2 separate regions of the Homo sapiens genome follow, and region 2 is linked to region 1. The links are chromatin loops, found by intact Hi-C in ENCODE. Cell type or tissue: gastrocnemius medialis. All regions are shown on one strand. Links, peaks and the distances in the headings refer to the core of each region. The heading gives the core; the rest is flanking DNA.

What was found. Hi-C counts contacts between places; a loop is a spot of excess contacts. Peaks named below come from ENCODE experiments on the same cell type or tissue, not always from the same donor. Only the 100,000 strongest peaks of a DNase experiment are listed, where the experiment ranks them.
Region 2: it touches region 1 in a loop (8-fold over the local background); 2 of 110 quality-filtered maps call a loop at or near these places.

What each region holds. Positions count from the first base shown.
Region 1 is chr2:48,114,417-48,124,629 of GRCh38, forward strand. All of the region lies in intron 2 of LOC105374593 (a long non-coding RNA gene), which reads right to left. Among named protein-coding and RNA genes, the nearest start is that of FOXN2, 200 kb to the right of the region's middle. RefSeq lists an enhancer at 6,454-6,748. In gastrocnemius medialis, for the core only: no CTCF peak of the experiment used is centred there; a DNase peak (open chromatin) is centred at 6,541.
Region 2 is chr2:48,531,425-48,541,637 of GRCh38, forward strand. All of the region lies in intron 1 of STON1-GTF2A1L (STON1-GTF2A1L readthrough), which reads left to right. The region is part of intron 1 of STON1 (stonin 1); the gene reads left to right. Among named protein-coding and RNA genes, the nearest start is that of STON1, 6.4 kb to the left of the region's middle. In gastrocnemius medialis, for the core only: no CTCF peak of the experiment used is centred there; no DNase peak of the experiment used is centred there; H3K27ac peaks cover 359 bases.

The DNA of each region.
Region 1 (10,213 bases), core at 1,552-9,551:
CCTCAGAGCATGGGTGGAGCCTGATGACTCAGAATCAGAGAGGCAGTCATATCAGTGACTGGATTATGATGTCACAAGGCGTGTGTGTGGATACTTTGTTCTTCAAGGATTCTGAGACTGAATATTGTGCAAACCAAGAAAGCACATAAACCCAAAGGGCAAACAATTTATGTAATTCAACTAATACCACAGATGTGGGGCAGGGTTGAACTTTTACATGAAAATCTACTCAGTTGTACAAAGGAAATAAAACTGTAGTTTTCCATAACTGGCTAAACTTTTCCCTCAAGATGTCAACCCACTGAGCACCTTGAGAAGGAAACAGTCTTTAAACTTGCAAAATCACTAGGATCTCCATTTCTGCCATTTAAGTAACCTCTTTGGAATGACTTAGAGTGTGCGCCAATGCTCAGTCTTCCCAATCTCCTCTCCCTGCTCCTTTCCAGGGTCACATTCTAGGGTATGTGGGAGTGTATATGATCTTATGGCACAGGGAGGAGGCCTCAGATTCACATGTCCTCTGCCTTCTCCCTCTTCTCTTGCCTGATCATCTAGTTTTTTGTCTCTTCCTGACACAAATACCGGATTCTCAGACATGTCTTTCTGATGTAAAAGCAAAACAAAACAAAACAACACTACATGCTGAGGCTTCTTAATCCTGACCCCAGATTTTGGCTATCTGGTCAGGCCTCAACCCCTTCATGTCATCCAAATAGGACACTTGGGAACTTTCAGGTACTCTGTACACTACACGTAGGCTATAGGGACCCAGGGATGCTGCCTCTGCTGCTTCTGCCTTCTTTGAGACTACCCGTCACTGCCCCTCACTGTTGGGTGTAGTGAAGCTAAAAGCTAGGCTCCTCCTAGAAGCCTGTGGACTCCCCAGACCATGCCTGGGAATGGAGCCACCACATCCAGTTAACCTGGGCTCCCTGATGCCCAGCTGGGTATCTCTACACCTTCGTCTCCTTGAGGTTCAGCAAGGGAAGGCTGGCTAGAACCCTGGCAGTGGCATCTAACCAACTCTGTCTTCTTCTGGATCTGCCTATGTTTTCCTTTCTCATGCTTTTACCTCTTCAGAATGAACAACCCTCACCATAGCCTCCTTCCTCCTGGGGGCACCAGGCTTCCTGGCTAAATGGCTAAGAAGAATCCTCTTTATGCTGTGGAAGAAGCTTTGGTCTGAGTTGATATGGGAGCCTCAGTAAAACTGGGCATTATGAGTTACTGAGGATAAAAATACATTGGGTTAGTACTCTCAAACTATTGCCCCCTTTATATATATATCTATATACACACACATATATATACACACATACATACACATATATTCAATATATTTTATATTCAATATATATTGAATATTATATTCAATAATATAAGTTGATTGTTATATTCAACTATATATATAGTTGCCTTCAACTATATATATTTGTTATATTCAATTATATATATCAACTATATGGTTGCCTTCAACTATATATATATATATAGTTGAATATAACAATCAACAAAGACAAAATATAGTAATAGTTCTGGCCAAGAAAATTTATTTTTATAGTTAAAAAAAGATCCTTGGTTCCCCTGCTTACTGAAGTTATGCATACTTCTGGTAAAACAAGTGAACAAACAATCTACAATATGTTTCTAAATGTCCAACAAAGGGAAGAGAGCACCTCTGTTCTCCTGGTTTGGCCAAGGGCTACTGCTCATAAAACATCCTAGTTCACAAAAAGCTTGTTTAAAAAAACTTCCTTTATAAGGTGCCAGCGTCTGTTCAGGGGCTAGCTAGGCATTGTCCTTTCTAAGCCACTGGGAATCTCTTCCTTTCGAGAGTCAGAAAGAATATTTTCTCTTGAGTTTGGAGACTATAAGCTAGAAAAGAAGAATGAGGCCCGGGGACCAGGTTGGAAGGTGGAATGGATATGAGGAGTAGGAGAAGTCATGGATGCAAAGTGCAATAGAAAATTGTTTCTGGGGCCAATCTAGATTGAATTTCCAACTGGGCTTCTGCCATACCTTCCTTTATGAGTACACATGCACTCTGGTTTGTTTGGATATGTTCTACAGCATTTGATGATGTTTATAGAATGAGATGGGGATACAAGCATGGTGGTGTCCCTTCTCAGTTACAAAGTGCTGGAAGTAGGATGCTCTGCTGAGCCCCAATAGAATACAAGTATTTTCCTGAGTGCCATATGCTTTCTCTTCCATTTTCCTATATGATCTTCCAAACAGTCCCATGTGGTGGGAAACCCCATTTAATAAATGAGGAAATGAAAGCCCATGGCAGTTAAAATGACACAAAGTAGAACTGGGACCACACTCAGGTCTCCTAATCCTCAACCCAGGGCTCTTTTCTCTATGCCAAGTTGCCCTACAATGCCAGTGCAGAAGAGCCAACTGACTTTTCCTTCAATCTCTTCCCAAGGCTGAGTTCCATATGAGAGCTGAGGTTTGCCAACCTGTTTTGCTCTGCTCAAAAGTGATGGAAATAGCATAGAAATCACAGTGTGCAAATATCCAAGTTGGCCTTTTTGAGTTGTTCCCCATCCAGAAAGGCAAAGTATTGATCACAGAGGAACCTGAACAGGAGAACAAGAGAGTACATGCTCCATTTGGTGGGTTAGCAGATTGTGAGTGCAAGAGTTAGGGAAAAGAGAAGATAAAGAACAGAACAGCCAATGACTGAAGACAGGATTCCTGGGATATCGGTGTTCAATGGACAACTTGAAGGTCAAACCCAGGCAGCTGTAAGTGAATAAGTAGGTGACTTTGCAGTACCCCCGTCTGCATTCCCAACTCAGAGAGGAAAAACTGTTCCTCTACCCTCTTATGTCCAGTTTTGGGGGGCCTGCAAATTAGACAGATGATAGATTAGCAAGAAAAGACAGATTTTAATTATGTATATATGAAAGGGAGTTCACAAAGAAATGTGACTCAAAAAGGCAGTTAGAATTCGAGGTTTAAATATATCTTAATAGGTAAAGGAGAGTGAGTAAAAGAGTGCTTATGGGAAAGCAAATGACTTTTAGGAAAGCTAAATGGATGCTTAGCAGAATAAATGGGAGCTATAATACGTTTGTGACAATGACTGTTGGTGTGGTGCCTACTTCTCATTGTCTGATTTCTCATTGTCTCTGATGATAAAAGTCATTCTTCCCTGGTTGATTTATGACAATTGAGGTCTATTCAAAAGTCCTGCTTTTAGGCAGTTAAGGGATCTCAGGAACTCAAATGCTTTCAGCTCAAAATATTTTTATGCCACAGTGGCTTATCCTAAACACCTTCACTACCTTCTACCTCGCACTGAACTCACAGTCTATTTCCTCCAAGGAGGAAATTTGCGCTTTTTATATTATATGTATTATTTGTAATTAAAAGTCTTGATAAACTTTTTTAGTAGCCAAAGGTGTGAATCAGTAATTACCAGAAAACGATTTCAATTTCCTCTCAAATCACTTCTACCTCAACTTCTTATTGGGAAAGTAGGAAGGTATATATTAAAATATTTTTTTAAAAATCTAGTAGTAGGCCAGGCATGGTGGCTCACACCTGTAGTCCCAGCACTTTGGGAGGCCAAGGCAGGAGGATTGCTTGAGCCCAGGAGCTCAAGAGCAGCCTGGGCAACATTAGTGAGATCCTGTCTCTACAAAAAAATTTAAAAATTAGCCGGGCATGGCAGCACATGCCTGTAGTTCCCTCTAATCAGGAGGCTGAGGTGGGAGGATTGCTTGAGCCTGGGAGTTTGAGGCTGCAGTGAGCTATGATTGTGCCACTGCACTCCAGCGTAGGTGACAGAGCAAGACCCTGTCTCAAAAAAAAAAAAAAAATCTAGTAGTACACTTACTTATAAGTTCATTCCTGGAGCTAATTATGAAGTTAATACGGGAGTAGGGGTGGACTGGGGTGGGGTGGAGTTCATAGTTCAGCGGACTGAGATTTCTGTTTCCATAGAGCTGTAGTTCTGGGCTAGCAACATCAACTATCAGAATCACCTGGGGGCTTGCTAGAAATGCAAATTATCAAGCCCCACCCCTAACCCTAGTAAATAAGAAACTCTGGAGATGGAGCTCATCATTCTGTTTTTGTTTGTTTGTTTTTGAGACAGACTCTTGCTCTGTCACCCAGGCTGGAGTGCAGTGGCGCAGTCTGGGCTCACGCAACTTCTACTTCCCTGGCTCAAGACATCCTCTCACCTCACTAGCCCCCTGCCTCCGGCTTCCCTGACCAACCCGGGGAGCTGGAACTACATGAGTGCACCACCACACCCAGCTAATTTTTGTATTTTTTGTAGAGACAGGTTCTTGCCAAGTTGCCAGGCTGGTCTCAAACTCCTGGGCTCAAGCGATCCACCCACGTCAGCCTCCAAAAGTGCTGGGATTACAGGTGTGAGCCACTGTGCCTGGACACATAATTCTGTTTTAACGAGCCCACCAGGTCATTCTGTTGCTCCCTCATATGGTTTAGTCTGGGCTGCACGTTATCATCACTTGGTTATGTTTTAAAATTGCTCATGTCTAGACCCTATCCTAGATCGTCTACATCAGAACTTCTAAGCCTGAGGCCAAGGTGTCTCCATTTTTACAGTTCCCAGGTGGTTCCAATGTGCAGCCAAGGACAAGAACCACTGCCACAGAGATTGCTGATGACTATGGGGGATGGCTCCAAAAAGTGGTAGTATTGTGAGAGGCGTTTGAACCAGAGCAACTCCATCTTGAATAGGAGGCGGGTAAAATAAGGCTGAAACCTACTGGGCTGCATTCCCAGAGGGTTAAGGCATTCTAAGTCACAGAATGAGATACGAGGTCAGCACAAGATACAGGTCATAAAGACCTTGCTGATAAAACAGGTTGCAGCAAAGAAGCCGGCTAAAACCCACCAAAACCAAAATGGCCATGAGAGTGACCTTTGGCTGTCCTCACTGCTACACTCCCACCAGTGCCATGGCATTTGCCAACATCAGGGAGTTACCCTATGTGGTCTAAAAAGAGGAGGCAGGAATAATCCACCCCTTATTTAGCATATAATCAAGAAATAACCATAAAAATGGGCAACCAGCAGCCCTCAGGGCTCTATTGAGTAGCTATTCTTTTGTTCCTTTACTTTCCTAATAAACTTGCTTTCCTTTTAGTCTATGGACTCGCCCTGAATTCTTTCTTGTGGGAGATCCAAGGACCCTCTGTTGGGGTCTGGATCAAGATCCCTTTCCTGTAACAGTATCAGTGGCTGTTTTACTTATTTATTTATTCCACAAATAGTGAGCACATACTCTTGTACTCTCTATACTTCTTACAATATAACAATGAATAAGAAGCAGTCATTGTCTTCCAGAGAGACGTCGACACACATATTTCAATACCGCAGTGGGAGCTCCAGAGGGTAGCTTAGGGGAAGAAGTGGGCATAATCTCATCTACTTCTACCTCCATTATTTGAAAAAAAAACTTACTCTTCTCAATCTTATGTGAAAAAGATAGGCAACTGTAGCTTCAAAAGAAGTTCCATTACAAACCCCAACCAGATTGTCACTCCTAATCTCCTTCAATAGAGAAATTCTGAAGGCACCACCACAATGCTAGGGTGTAAAATTCTATGATGTGGGTGTGTAGAAAGTGCCATGAGCATAAGAGAGAGCATCTAACCATATGTTAGAACTATGGTAGCCAGATGGAAGGTTTTAGAGTAATTTTAACGTGAGCACTTAGCCTGAAGATGAAAAGGAGGTTTCTACTGGGACAGATCTATTACACAAAATGCACTCAACACGTATTTGTTGAATGAAGGGATAAAAAGATGAAGGAATGAGTGGATGAATGGATGGATGAATAGATGAACGACAGGATGCTCCAGACAAAGGAAACAGTATATCTAAAGCACCCAAGTGTAAAGGGCATGCTGTGTTTGAGCAGCTGTAATCAGTCCACCATGGCCAGAGTTCAAGGTTATGTAGATAAGGCAGGAATCAAATCATAAAGAGCCTTCTAAGCTGTGATGGTAGATTATGTTATTCTTCGTAAATTTTCTTTTCTTTTTTCTTTTTTTTTTTTTGAGACAGAGTCTCATTCTGTTGCCCAGGCTGGAGTGCAGTGGTGTGATCTTGGCTCACTGCAACCTCCGCCTCCAGGTTTCAAGCGATTCTTCTGCCTCAGCCTCCCAAGTAGCTGGGATTACAGGTGTGCACCACCACGCCTGGCTAATTTTTGTATTTTTAGTGGAGACAGGGTTTCACCATGTTGGCCAGGCTGGTCTCGAACTCCTGACCTCAGGTGATCCATCCACCTTGGCCTCCCAAAGTGCTGGAATTACAAGCAGGAGCCATACATCCGGCCCTTCACAAATTTTCAGTGCCCCTCTCTGTGGGAGCACTGTGTATCCCTACCCTGTTGAACTCAGATGTGGCCATGTCACTTGTTTGGCCCATAAAATGTGAGTGGAATTGATGTGTACCACTCCTAGACAGAAACTGTGAGAGCCAGCCTGTGGTTGCCATACTCTCTTTTCCCTGTTTCTGCAATTGTGGAGATATGTGAAGAAATGGCACCTCCATCAGCCTGGCCCCTGAGTGACTAGAAGACCATTTGCTGACTCATGATGGATAAGTGTCATGAACAAGAAATAAACCCTGTTGCAAGCCATTGTGGTTCTCTTTTTGACATTGCATCATATCTAGCTGATCCAAACTGATAAATTTGTGAAGGAACCACCGAAAAACAACTCTGGTAGAACTGCAGTATAGATTGGATGTTTGATTCATTTGTTTGTTTATATAATAAATGTCTTTGGGCATGTACTAAGCAAAAGCATTAAAGAAGATAGAAAGATATGTAAAGCATAGTTCCAGCATTTAAAGGAGTTTACATTCTAGTGTGCCTATTCGAAACCTGAATAAAAAGTGTAAGAAGTAGGTTAACATTTATTGAATATGTATGAAGTATCAGACACTATATTAGCTGCATGCATAGTGCTTCATGGTATGTGATTCTCAATAATGGGCATGTGTTTTACATTATTTTGTAGTACCTTGGCAGTTCAGTGACTTGCTGAGATTCAAATCCAGTGTTTCTCCCTTCATCATGTACCATAAAGAACTAAATAACACTTAATTTTCCTGCTAAGACCAAGATTCTGAACTAGAAAGTAGAGTCTATGACTTGAGTTGGCTAGCAATGGGAACTGGTGGAAGAAAGAGATGAAACAATTGGATTAAGAGAGAGAGAGATAGGAAAGAAGAAATAATTGTGCTCATTCATTCATTCATTCAATCATTCATCCTACAAGTATACGTTGAATTTGTGCTTGTGTTCAGCATGTTTTAAGATACTTGGGAAGTATAATAGGAGCAGGAGAAGACAGAATTTATGCCCAACGAGTTATATCTAGCTGGGAAGATAAGGTGAACATACAGGAAACAGGGAATAGGCCAAAATAGCCTATATCCAAATGTTAAGCTCACTGCAGGTGGCACAATGGAGACAATACTGGTGTAAGGTCAGAAGACTCAGCATTGTTGGTGGGAATGTAAAATGGTACAGCTGTTGTGAAAAACAGTATGTGGATCCTCAAAAAATTAAAAATAAATTGCCATATGACCTTGTAATTGCACCTCTGGGTATATACCCAAAATAATTACAATTAAAAGCAAGGTCTCAAAGAGATAGTTGTATACCTACATCCATAGCAGCATTACTCATAATAACCAAAAGATGGACGCAAACCAAGTGTCCATCAATGGATGAATGGATAAACAAAATGTGATATATACATACAATGGAATATTATCTAGTCTTAAAAAGGAAGAAAATTCTGACGCATGCTGCAACATGCATGAACCTTGAGGACGTTATGCTAAGTGAAATAAGCCAGACATGAAGTAACAAATTCTGTAGTATTCCACTTATATGAGGTAACTACGGTAGTCATATTCATAGACAGAAAGTAGAATAGTGGTTACCTGGGACTAGGGGGAGGGAGAAATGGGGGATTGTTTTTCAGCACAGAGTTTCGGTTTTGCAAGATGAAAAGAGTTCTGGAGATTGGTTGTACACCAAAGTGAATGCACTTAACACTACTGAACCATACACTTAAAAATAATTAGGATAGTAAATTTTATGCTATATGTATTTTAACACAAATACATAAATTAGGCAACAATGGTCAAGGTGGCAGATATATTAAGAATCATATTAGGGACCGAAGGCCTTTGGGCTTTGTTCAAAAAATGAAAAAAAGAAATCAAGAGCAAACTGACTGAAATGTAATTCATTAACCATACCATTTGTAATTTAGGTATTTTACATCCATAGAACATTTTTGCCAGCCTCTAGATTTGCCTAGAATGACAAGAATAGAATCATTCACATTAAATTGTCAAGTGCTATATACTGAATGTTTATGTCCCCCCCAAGTTTACGTGTTGAAATCCTAATCCTCAATGTGATGGTATTTGGAGGTGGAGCCTCTGAGAGGTGATTAGATCATGAGAGTGTAACCCTTATGAATGGGATTAATGGCTTTATAAAAGAGGCCCCAGAGAGCTCCCTTGCCCCTTCCAGCAAGTGAGAACACAGTGAGAAGATGCTGTCTATGAACTAGGAAGTGGGCCTTACTAGACACTGAACCTGCTGGGCATCTTGATGTCAGACTTTCCAGCCTCTAGAAGGAAGAGAAATAAATTCGTGTTGTTCATAAGCCACCCAGGCCATACTATTATGTTATGGCAGCCTCGACAGACTGCTATAAGACATCAAGATTAACGGAGAAGGCCTTTAGAAACAGCTAAAATAAGCAGTAGGACATGCTGTATAATAGGAAAAGATCTGGCTGGGTGCAGTGGCTCACACCTCTAATCCCAGCACTTTGGGAAACTGAGGTGGGCAGATCACTTGAGGTCAGGAATTTAAGACCAGCCTGGCCAACATGGGGAAACCTTGTTTCTACTAAAAATAAAAAATCATCTGGGCGTGGTGGTGCACATCTGTAGTCCCAGCTACTTGGGAGGTTGAGGTAGGAGGATCACGTGAGCCTGGAAGGTAGAGGTTGCAGTGAGTGCTGATCATGCCATTGCACTCCAGCCTGGGCGACAAAGTGAGACCTTGTCTTAAAAAAAAAAAAAAAAAAAAAGGGTAAGAAAAGACCTGCTTAGTTGTGGTGAAAGGCCAGAAGGTCAATGACCTCAGAGAAAAAATGGACTCTAAAATCTATAGCTAAGAATTATATCCCATAATAAGAAAAAATGTCAAGAATATCCACCCTGGGAAGGGAAAGTGAATTACCTAGCTCTAGGACACTTCCTATTCCTCTGAATTAGCAGTCCCCAACCTTTTTTGGCACCAGGGACTGGTTTCATGGAAGACAGTTTTTCCATGGACCAGCAGGGGTGGGATTGTTTCAGGATGAAACTGTTCCATTTCAGATCATTAGGCATTAGATTCTCATAAGGAGTGCACAACCTAAATCCCTCACATACACAGTTCACACTAGGGTTTGCACTCCCATGAAAATCTAATGGCGCCACTGATCTAACAGGACGTGGAGCTCAGACAGTAGTGCTCATTGGCCACTCACTTCCTGTTGTGCAGCCTGGTTCCTGATGGCATTGGTCCACTGCCTGGGGGTTGGGGACCCCTGCTCTGTATGATTTTTTTTTTTTTTTTTTTTTGAGACGGAGTCTCGCTCTGTCACCAGGCTGGAGTACAGTGGTGCGATCTCAGTTCACTGTAACCTCCACCTCCTGGGTTCAAGCAATTCTCCTGCCTCAGCCTCCCAAGTAGCTGGGACTACAGGCGTGCACTACCATGCCCAGCTAATTTTTTTGTATTTTTAGTAGAGACGGGGTTTCACCATGGCCAGGATGGTCTTAATCTCCTGACCTCATGATCCGCCCACCTTGGCCTCCCAAAGTGCTGGGATTACAGGCGTGAGCCACCGTGCCTGGCCTCTGTATGATTTTTGAACAACTCATGAATGAGTCATAAAACTCAGCTGAGCTAAAACATAACCAATAACAACAACAATAAAAAAGATCTGTAAACTTGAGAATCAGAGGAGAAAAATGACAAAAATATAAGGAATGCTAAAAAGTAATAAGATTCAGTTCATTCCCTTCATGAAGACACCAGAATATTGTATGTCCAAGTGAACATTTTCCTTTTTTAAAGAGGTCAGTCAACCTTACCTTCTTGGAAGCAATTGCTACTTACTCCAAAGATTCT
Region 2 (10,213 bases), core at 1,271-9,270, 420 kb after region 1:
TGGGTGGAAGAATTGTTTAGTTCATTTGTGTGGTTTTTCTGTCAGTAGTTATTATGGTTGAATCAGTGTTTCCATGACAGTCTTGCTTCTGTGGGCACGATGGGGAGCCTGTTAATTCTCGGATGGGTCTGGACAGATCAAGTCTGGAGTCTGGAGAGATTTTTCAGGGCTTGACCTGGGCTGATATTGCAAACCTCTGCACACTCACTCAGAACCAGAGCAGCCGGGAGCAGCCTGAGCTGGGGTTTTCTTCCACATGATCTGGGAAGAAAAAGCTCTACCAAGGAGCGAACTGTGTGAGCATGGTTGCTGGGGGATGTTGAATGTTTTACGTTTTTAGGAAGAACACACTTCTCAAAACTTTAGCCATTCCTGTTTCCATACAAACAATAAATGTGGTTGTAACAAATGTAGTAGATCAGATTCTGAACAACCCCTTAAAAAACAGGTCCAAGTATTGAACCATTTGGAAATAAAGATTTTATTTTATTTGAATTCTACTGGAAATAAAAGAGTTTATGTTAAAAAGGATGTAATTCACTTCTCTCCACTGATGCAGTTTGACAGTTCCCCATTGGTATGAATCAGTTAGGTTTTATTGTGGTCTCAAAACATCATTAAGGCAGGGCACAACATCATTAAGGCAGGGCACGGGGTTCATGCCTATAATCCCAGCATTTTGGGAGGCCGGGGCGGGCAGATCACTTGAGGTCAGGAGTTCGAGACCAGCCTGGCCAACCTGATGAAACCCCGTCTCTATTAAAAATACAAAAGCTAGCTGGGCCAGGTGGCGGGAACCTGTAATTCCCAGCTACTTGGGAGGTTGAGGCGGAAGAATCGTTTGAACCTGGGAGGCGGAGGTTGCAGTGAGCCGAGATTACACCACTGCACTCCATCCTGGGCGACACAGCAAGACTCTGTCTAAATAAATAAATAAATAAATAAATAAATAAATAAATAAATAATTGATAGGCAAGTGTTGTGACTGTGACTTCCATTCAAAAAGTAAGTCCAAAAAAAAAAAAAAACAACAAAAGTAAGTCCATAAATTCTGAGCTTGTTTGGCCCTGTTGCTTAGAAAAACAATGTACTGTGCTCAGATAAAAATCTTCAGTCTCTTCCTCTTCCTGAGAATTTTTAATAGTGCATTTAATATCCTGTAAGTCAACCTTATACTGTTTACAGAAAAGTTGCCTTTCTGCCTTGTCCAGCTTTTGCACTATCTCATGAAATATTGTTAGACTGGATGGTTTGCCACGGGTACAAGAGTCTGCCCAGCAGCCCGAGGAGAGGCTGGGGTTGTAATGAAGGCCACGGGGGCCTGGACCTAAGGAGCAGGTGGTCTGGATGGTGAGATGAAGGCTACATCCCCAGACAGCCACAGAAAGCAGCCACTGATCACCTGGACAGGTCAGATGAGTTGGAAATATCAATACATGAAGTGTGGGACCAGTGGAGAGCAAGGAAGGCAGAGGTGGTTAAGAAGCAAAATGATACAAATAAATAAAAAAGGAAAAGGCCAGGCACAGTGGCTCATGCCTGTGAAGTGCTAGGTGTGGTGATTCATGCCTGTAACCCTAGCACTGTGGGAAGTGGAGGCCAGAGGATCACTTGAGGCTAGGAGTTAAGACCAGACTGGGCAACAAAGTGAGACCCCATCTCTTAAAAAAAAAGATGGGCCGGGCGCGGTGGCTTCCGCTTGTAATCCCAGCACTTGGGGAGGCCAAGGCAGGCAGATCATGAAGTCAGGAGTTCCAGACCAGCCTGGCCAACATAGTGAAACCCCGTCTCTACTAAAAACACAAAAATTAGGTGGGCATGGTGGCGGGCACCTATAATCCCACCTACTCGGGAGGCTGAGGCAGGAGAATCACTTGAACCTGGGAGGCGGAGGTTGCAGTGAGCCGACTGCACCACTGCACTTCAGCCTGGGCGACAGAGCGAGACTCCGTCTCAGAAAAGAAAAGAAAAAAAAAGATGTAGGCCAGGTTCAGTGGCTCATACCTGTAATCCCAACATTTTGGGAGGCCACGGCAGGTGGATCGCCTGAGGTCAGAAGTTCGATACCAGCCTGGCCAACATGATGAAAACCTGTCTCTACTAAAAATATAGAAAATTAGCTGGGTGTGGTGGCAGGCACCTATAATGTCAGCTACTCGGGAGGCTGAAGCAGGTTGCAGGGAGCCAAGATTGTGCCACTGCACTGGAGCCTGGGCAACAAGAGCAAAACTCCGTCTCAAAAAAAAAAAAAAAAAAAAGAGATAAAAGATGTAAAATAACCCAAAGGAATACTCTGTGACCTTTTAAAATCATGTTGTATAAGAATGTTGAATTACACAGGACTTTTTTTTTTTTTTTTTTTGAGACAAAGTTTTGCTCTCGTTGCCCAGGCTGGAGTGCAATGGCGTGATCTCAGCTTATCGCAACCTCCACCTCCTGGGTTCAAGCGATTCTCCTGCCTCAGCCACCCGAGTACCTGGGATTACAGGCATGTGCCACCATGCCTGGCTAATTTTGTATTTTTAGTAGAGATGGGGTTTCTCCATGTTGGTCAGGCTGGTTTCGAACTCCTGATCTCAGGTGATCCGCCAGCCTCAGCCTCCCAAAGTGTCAGGATTATAGGTGTGAGCCACTGTGCCTGGCCTGGGGTTAATTTTTGAAAGCAAGTTATAAAATGGAAAGCACTATAATTTTACTCTTTGAAAATACATCGAGAAAATACTGGAATTATGTGCATCAAAATGGATGGTGAGAGTATAGCTGTTTTTAAATTTTCTTTGTACTTGTATTTCTCAACTTTTATAGTAATAATAGCTAACATTTACTGAGAACTAAGCACTTACATATGGTATTTTATTCGAAAACTCTTTGAGGTAAATATTACTATTATTTTCATTATGGAGTTTCAGAAACTAGAACCAGAAGGGTAACTCATCCATGGTCACACAGCCACTAAGTGCTGGAATCAAGTGTTGAATTCAGGTCGGTGGCTAAAGTCTATGCATCTCTGTCACTACTGTCTACCATCTCCCTGCACATGTATTATTATTATTTTAATTATAAGGAATAAGTAGAAAAGGAAAGGGAAAATGTTTCATGCTTTAGTAAGAACTGATGGGCACAGTGGCTCATGCCTATAATCTCAGCACTTTGGGAGGCTGAGGTGGAAGGATCACTTGAGCCCAGGGGTTGAAGACTAAGTGGCACAAATTAGTCAGGCATGGTTGCACATGCCTGAGTCCCAAGTACTCAGGAGGCTGAGCTGGGAGGATCACCTGAGCCTAGGAGATGGAGGCTTCAGTGAGCTATGTCACGCTACTGCACTCCAGCCTCGGCAACAGAGCGAGACCCTGTCTCCTAAGAGGGGGTGAGGAGGGAGAAAAACAAAAACAAAAACACACTGATACGTAAAATGGAAAATGCCTCCCATCTCTTCCAGCTCCGCCAGTCACTTCTCTTTAGAAGTCTTTGGTAACTGCTCCAGATTTAGAGGTAGCTCACCCCTTCCTTGCAAACCAGCTCCACTCACAAGAAGAATCCCGAATTCCATGGAGGCTTCCTGGCCAGCCTGGAATTCCAGGTACCTTATGGGATTCTGGAGCAGTCCTCAGTACAGGGCAAGATTTTTAAAGTAGATCAGGCAAATTATGTCTTCAGAGCTCTGCAGATTACAGGGTGTCATCATTCTTTGCAGCGTCAGGAGAGTGTGATAGGTAGAAAGACCCAGGGAAAGCACCGAGGCTCAAATGTACCTGTGTGTTACATGGAATGCCAGGGGAAATAAAGGGTTTACCATGGAATAAGAAAGAGAAAAAAAAAACCTCATTGCTGGATGCTTATTACTATGAACACACAACAATAAATTATCTTTCGAAAGCTTGCCTATGTGGGTGATCCCATGCATTGGTGAGTTTGACTGATTGGGTGAGGTGGAAATATTTAGTGTGAGTGATTCTGGGGAGAGCTCTGGGAAAAAATGCCCACATCCTGTACTACCATGTCCCCTCACAGGCAAGCAGCTCCTGGGATCACTCATCCATTCTCTTTGTGGAAGGTACCTTGAGATCCCCAGAAGGATCAGCATTCTTAGAGCCCCTGGCCCATCACATAACAAACATGCCTTAAGAAGAAGGCTTTCAGCTGGGCGCAGTGGCTCATGCCTGTAATCTCAGCACTTTGGGAGGCCGACGTGGGGGGATCACCTGAGGTCAGGACAAGAAGTCTGATCACAAATGATTGTCATTTTATTATAATCTGCCTTCTCCCTGGTAGCTTTTAAAATTTTCTCTAAAATGTTCCACAGGTATGTCTAGGTATGGATTTAGAAAATTTTATCCTACCCAGCAGTCAGTGAGCATTTGTGATTACACAAATTTGTGTAGCTGGGCACGGTGGTTCATGCCTGTAATCCCAGCACTTTGGGAGGCTGAGGCGGGCTGATCGCTTGAGCTCAGGAGTTTGAGAACAGCCTGGGCAACAAGGATGAGACCCTGCCTCTACAAAAAATATAAAAATTAGCTGGGCATGGTGGTGTGCCCTGTGGTCCCAGCTACTTGGGAGGCTGAGATGGGAGGATCACTTGAGCTGGGGAGGCAGAGGTTCCAATGAGCTGAGATCAGGCCACTGCACTCCAGCCTGGGTGACAGAGCGACACTCTGTCTCAAAAAATAAATCAAAAAACCTAAAAACCAAATTTGTGAGGATTTGTGATTACCCAGTGAGCTGTGTGACCTTGGGCAAGTTGCCAAGTTCTCTCAGTCTCCTCATCTATGAAATATAAATAATGATAGTATCTATTACAAAGATACTGTGAAGAGATAGTGCATGAAAATGTCAGAATACGCCAGGTGTGGTGGCTCACGCTTGTAATCCCAGCACTTTGGGAGGCCAAGGTGGGCAGATCACCTGAGGTTAAAAGTTCGAGACCAGCCTGGCCAACATGGTAAAACCCCATCTTTACTAAAAATACAAAAATTAGCCGAGTGTGGTGGTGGGTGCCTATAATCCCAGCTACTCGGGAGGTTGATGCAGGAGAATAGCTTGAACCTGGGAGGCGGAGGTTGCAGTGAGCTGAGATCGTGCCATTGCACTCCAGCCTGGGTGACAGAGTGAGATGCCATCTTAAAAAAAAAAAAAAAAAAAAAAAAGTTAGAATAGTACCTGCTATATAAGGAAGAACGCAAAAATTGTTAGCTATTATTACTTTTTTATTTTTTCAGAATTTCTGGGCCATCTTGGATTTGACCAATTTATATAAACGTTAGTTTGTCTAGTTGCACACACACAGAAAATCCTGTTGAGATTCTCTTTGAAATTGCATTCAATTAATACTGACATCTTTACAGTGCTGGCTTTTCCTATCTTCTCCTTTTATTCAGGTGAATGATTACTGGTGATTTCCCCTATAAATGTCTTCTACAACTTTTGCTGTATTTATATCTTATAGATTTGGTTGATATTTTAAACAATATCTTTTGTCCTAGTATATTCTCTAGTTTACTTGCTGGCCCATAGAAAGAAACATTGCTGATTTTTGAATTTTGTTTTTTTACCCAGCATCCCAGCTGATTCTCTTATTAGTTCTAATAGTCTGCATATAGATAATTCTTGAATTTTCTATATAGACAATCATAAAACAACGATAATTTATCTTTTCCATTTCTGTGACTCCTACATCTTTTTCTTACCATACTGCATTGGGGTAGATGGTCCAGTACAGTGTTCAATAGAACTGTGATGACAGGCACCCTTGCCTTGTCTTCTTACTGTCTTTAACTTTAACTGCTCTTAAAGTTTCTCCATTAAGCGTGAAGTTTGCTTAAGGTTTCAGTAGATAGTCTTTATTAAACTAAGAACTTTGCTCTATTCTTAATATTTTTTAACAAGGTAAAAATTATATCATGACAGTATATATTTTACTTAATGCTTTAATGTCTTTTTCATAACTATATGAGATGATCATTTTTTCTTGATATTACATTGTGATAAGATGAGCGTATTAATTGTGTTGAAACATGTACATAAATATACATATACAGGTATATTATTCTGTAGGGTATCGGTTGCTAGTATTTTACTTTGGATTTTTGCAAATGTTCATAAGTGAAGTTGTTCTAGAATTTTCTTTTTAAAATATTGGTCTGGCTGGGTGTGGTGGCTCATGCCTGTAATTCCAGCCCTTTGGGAGGCCGAGGCGAGCTGATCAACTGAGGTCAGGAGTTCAAGACCAGCCTGGCCAACATGGCGAAACCCTATCTCTACTAAAAATGCCAAAAATTAGCTGGGCGTGGTGACATGCACCTGTAATCCCAGCTACTCGGGAGGCTGAGGCACGAAAATCACTTGAACCCGGGAGGTGGAGATTGCAGTGTGCTGAGATTGCACCACTGCCCTCCAGACTGGGCGACAGAGCAAGACTTCATCTCAAAAAAAAAAAAAGAAAAAAAAAGGAAAAAAAAAGGAAATTGTTCTTATATTGTTTGGTATCAAGCTTGTATTGGCCCTATAAAGTAATCATAAGTATATGTCTTTCTTTATCTTTTTTTTTTCGAGACAGAGTCTTCCTGTTTCCCAGGCTAGAGTGCGGTGGCATGATCTTGGCTCACTGCAACCTCCGACTCCCGGGTTCAAGCAATTCTCCTGCCTCAGCCTCCTTAGTAGCTGGGATTACAGGCACGCGCCACCACGTGGGCCCAGCTAATTTTTTGTATTTTTAGTAGAGATGGAATTTCACCGTGTTAGCCAGGATGGTCTTGAACTCCTGCTCTCATGATATCCCCTCCTCGGCCTCCCAAAGTGCTGGGATTACAGGCATGAGCCACCGTGCCTGGCTGGCATATATGTTTTTCTTAACTAGTTTGTAAGAGATAAAGATTATCTGTTTCTTAAAATTTGGTAAAACTCATTACGAAATCATCTGAACCACTTATAAAGGGCATATGGGTCAAGTTTTTGGTGATTCAGTTTCATAAATGATTAGTGATGAATTTAGGCTTTCTATTCCTTCTTGATTCAGTTTTGATAATTTAGTTTAGATGATCCATTCATGTGTTCTTGGGCTTCTTAGCATAGTTATTCGTAATTTTCTCTTAGGGTTTTATAAATATTGCCTCTATCTTTTTTGTTTTTTAATTTTTTTATTACCTTTCCTATGGTGCTGAGAATCTAGCTTATATTTCTTATTTATTTATTTAAGACAGAGTCTCACTCTGTTGCCCAGGCTGGAGTGAGTCATGCGATCTCGGCTCACTGCAACCTCTACTTCCAGGGTTCAAACAATTCTGTTGCCTCAGCCTCCCGAGTTGCTGGGATTACAGGTGTGCGCCACCACACCCAGCTATTTTTTTTTTTTTTTTTTTTTTTTTTATATTTTCTGTAGAGATGCAGTTTTGCCATGTTGGCCAGGCTGGTCTCGAACTTCTGGCCTCAAGTGATCCGCCTGCCGCGGCCTCCCAAAATACTTGGATTATAGGGATGAGCCACTGCTCTCGGCCTATTTATTGATTTTTTAGAGATGGGATCTTGCTGTGTCACCCACTGCTGGAGTGCAGCGGCACCATCATAGCTCACTGCAGCCTCAAACTCCTGGGCTCAAGCTATCCTCTTGCCTCAGCCTCCCTAGTAGCTGAGACTACAGGTGCGCACCACTATGCCCAGCAAAGTTTTGTATTTTTTGTAGAGATGGGGTCTTGCTATGTTGACCAGACTGGTCTGAAACTCCTGTCCTCAGGTGATCCTCTTGCCTCAGTCTTTGAAAGTGTTGGGATTACAGGCATGAGCCACCACTCCTTGCCCTTTTTTTATTCTTAATATTGTTTATTTGTGCCAACTCTCTTTTTCTTTATTAATATAGATGTCTACTACTTAATCTTTTCAAATAAACAGCTTGTTCTTATCTATATTTTTGTTTTTCATTATTTTTACCTTTATCTACATTTCTTCTGTTTCTAGCTACTTGAATTCATGCCTAGCTTACTTTTTGTTTTTCAGTAAATTTATTTAAATCTATAAATTTACCTCTAAATACTGCTTTAGCTACATCATGCAAGTTTTAACCCATGTGTGGTGTTATGATATATGTTTTCTTTTTTGAGATGGGATGGAGTCTCGCTCTGTCACCCAGGCTGGAGTGCAGTGGTGTGATCTTGGCTCACTGCAACCTCTGCCTCCTGGGTTCAAGCGATCTTCCTGCCTCAGCCTCCTCAGTAGCTGGGACTACAGGGGCATGCCAGCACACCAGGCTAATTTTTGTATTTTTAGTAGAAACTAAAGTTCCTGGGCTCAAACGATCAATGGGCCTCAGCTTTCTAAAGTGCTGGGATTACAGGCGTGAGCCACTGTATACATTTAACCTTATTTCTTGCATGTACTACACGCCTGATTTCAAATTTTATAGGCCACTCATTTTCTACTCTTTGCCCAAGCAGATGACAAGGTTTCTGGCTGTTTTCTCAGGTTAGTAAATGATGTTCCTCTAGACCTATTTCACATATGGAGCAGCTTTTTATGACCTCCAGCTTTTTGTAAGTGCCTCACTAACAGCTCATGGTGTAAGGTGACCATCTCCTGGACCCCCTCACTGCATGTATGGTCATTAAAGCCCCAGCTCGCAGGTATTTAGGCCTCTTGCTGCGGTGGATTTCTCTATGAGCCCCTTGGCCTCAGCTTCCATACATTGACCTAACTTCCACTTCCCTCTGTTTCTGGTACCTGGAGATTTCTACTTTATCTAGGTTTTAGATGATATTTTTGTTATCATATTTTTGTTCAGTGTTTTGAAGTGTTTGGATGGGAGGATGTGGTGTTATGATATATACTAGTTTTTATCCATGGTTCCTGGCTCATAACACCCCACAGCCCTTGTTACAGTTTTTGTTGTTATAATACTGGGTGTGTTAGGCCTCAGAGGCAGCCCTCTGACCTTCTGCCCTCCTTTCACTTACCCCAAGGCAGGACTCTAATGTTCCGCCTGTGAGAGTGTTGATGCACCCAATGCCCTGGAGGAAGGAATGCTGACATTGTGAAGCTTCCATAAAAACCCAGGAGGACCGGGTTGATGGAGCTTCTGAATAGCTGAACACAGGGAGGTTCCTGGAGGATGGTGCACCCAGGCAGAGCATGGAAGGGCTGTGCCCCTTTCCTCATACTGCCCTACACATCCGCTTATCTGTATCTTTCGCAGTATTCTTTATAGTAAACCAGTAAACCTAAGTAACTTTCCCTGAGTTCTGTGAGCTGCTCCAGCAAATTCGCTGAACCCAAAGACGGCGCTCTTGAGCCTCAACTTGAAGTGGGTCAGTCAGAAGTTCCTGAGGCTCAGACTTGTGACTGGCATGTGGGGAGGGGCAGTCTTGGGAACTAGCCCTCAGCCTATGGGATCTGACACTATCTCAGAGTAGATAGTTCATTAGAGGACACCCAGCTGGTGTCTGTTGCTTGGTGTATTTGGAAAAAGCCCCCACACATTTGGTCACAAGAAGTCTTCTGTGTTGGTGATTATTATGGTGTGAGAGTGGAGGAAAAACATGGTTAGAGAGTTTTTCCTATACAGAGGGATATTTCTACCCAATCCGTCATACTGACTGAGGTTCTTAACTCCTAATTAACTTAATTAAATTAACTCCTAATTTAAAAGTTTATTTTGGGCCGGGCACAGTGGCTCACGCCTGTAATCCCAGAACTTTGGGAGGCTGAGGCGGGCAGATAGCTTGAGGTTGGGGAGTTCAAGACCAGCCTGGCCAACATGGTGAAACCCTGTCTCTACTAAAAATACAAAAATTAGCTGGGCATGGTGTTGTATGACTATAATCCCAGCACTCAGGAGGCTGAGGCAGGACAGTCACTTGAACCTAAGCTGGGGCGGAGGTTGAAGTGAGCTGAGATCCTGCTACTGCATCCCAGCCTGGGAGACAGTGTGAGACTCCATCTCAAAAAAAAAAAATTATTTTCTTATATGTAAAATAGAATACAGCGAAGTCGGCCGGGTGCAGTGGCTCACACCTGTAATCCCAGCACTCTGGGAGGCTGAGGCAGGCGGATCACTTGACATCAAGAGTTCAAAACCAGCCTGACCAACATGGTGAAACCCCATCTCTACTAAAAAAAAAAAAAAAAAAAAATACAAAATTAGTCGGGCATGGTGGTGCACGCCTGTAGTCCCAGCTACTTGGGAGGCTGAGGCAGGAGAATCACTTGAACCTAGGAGATGGAGGTT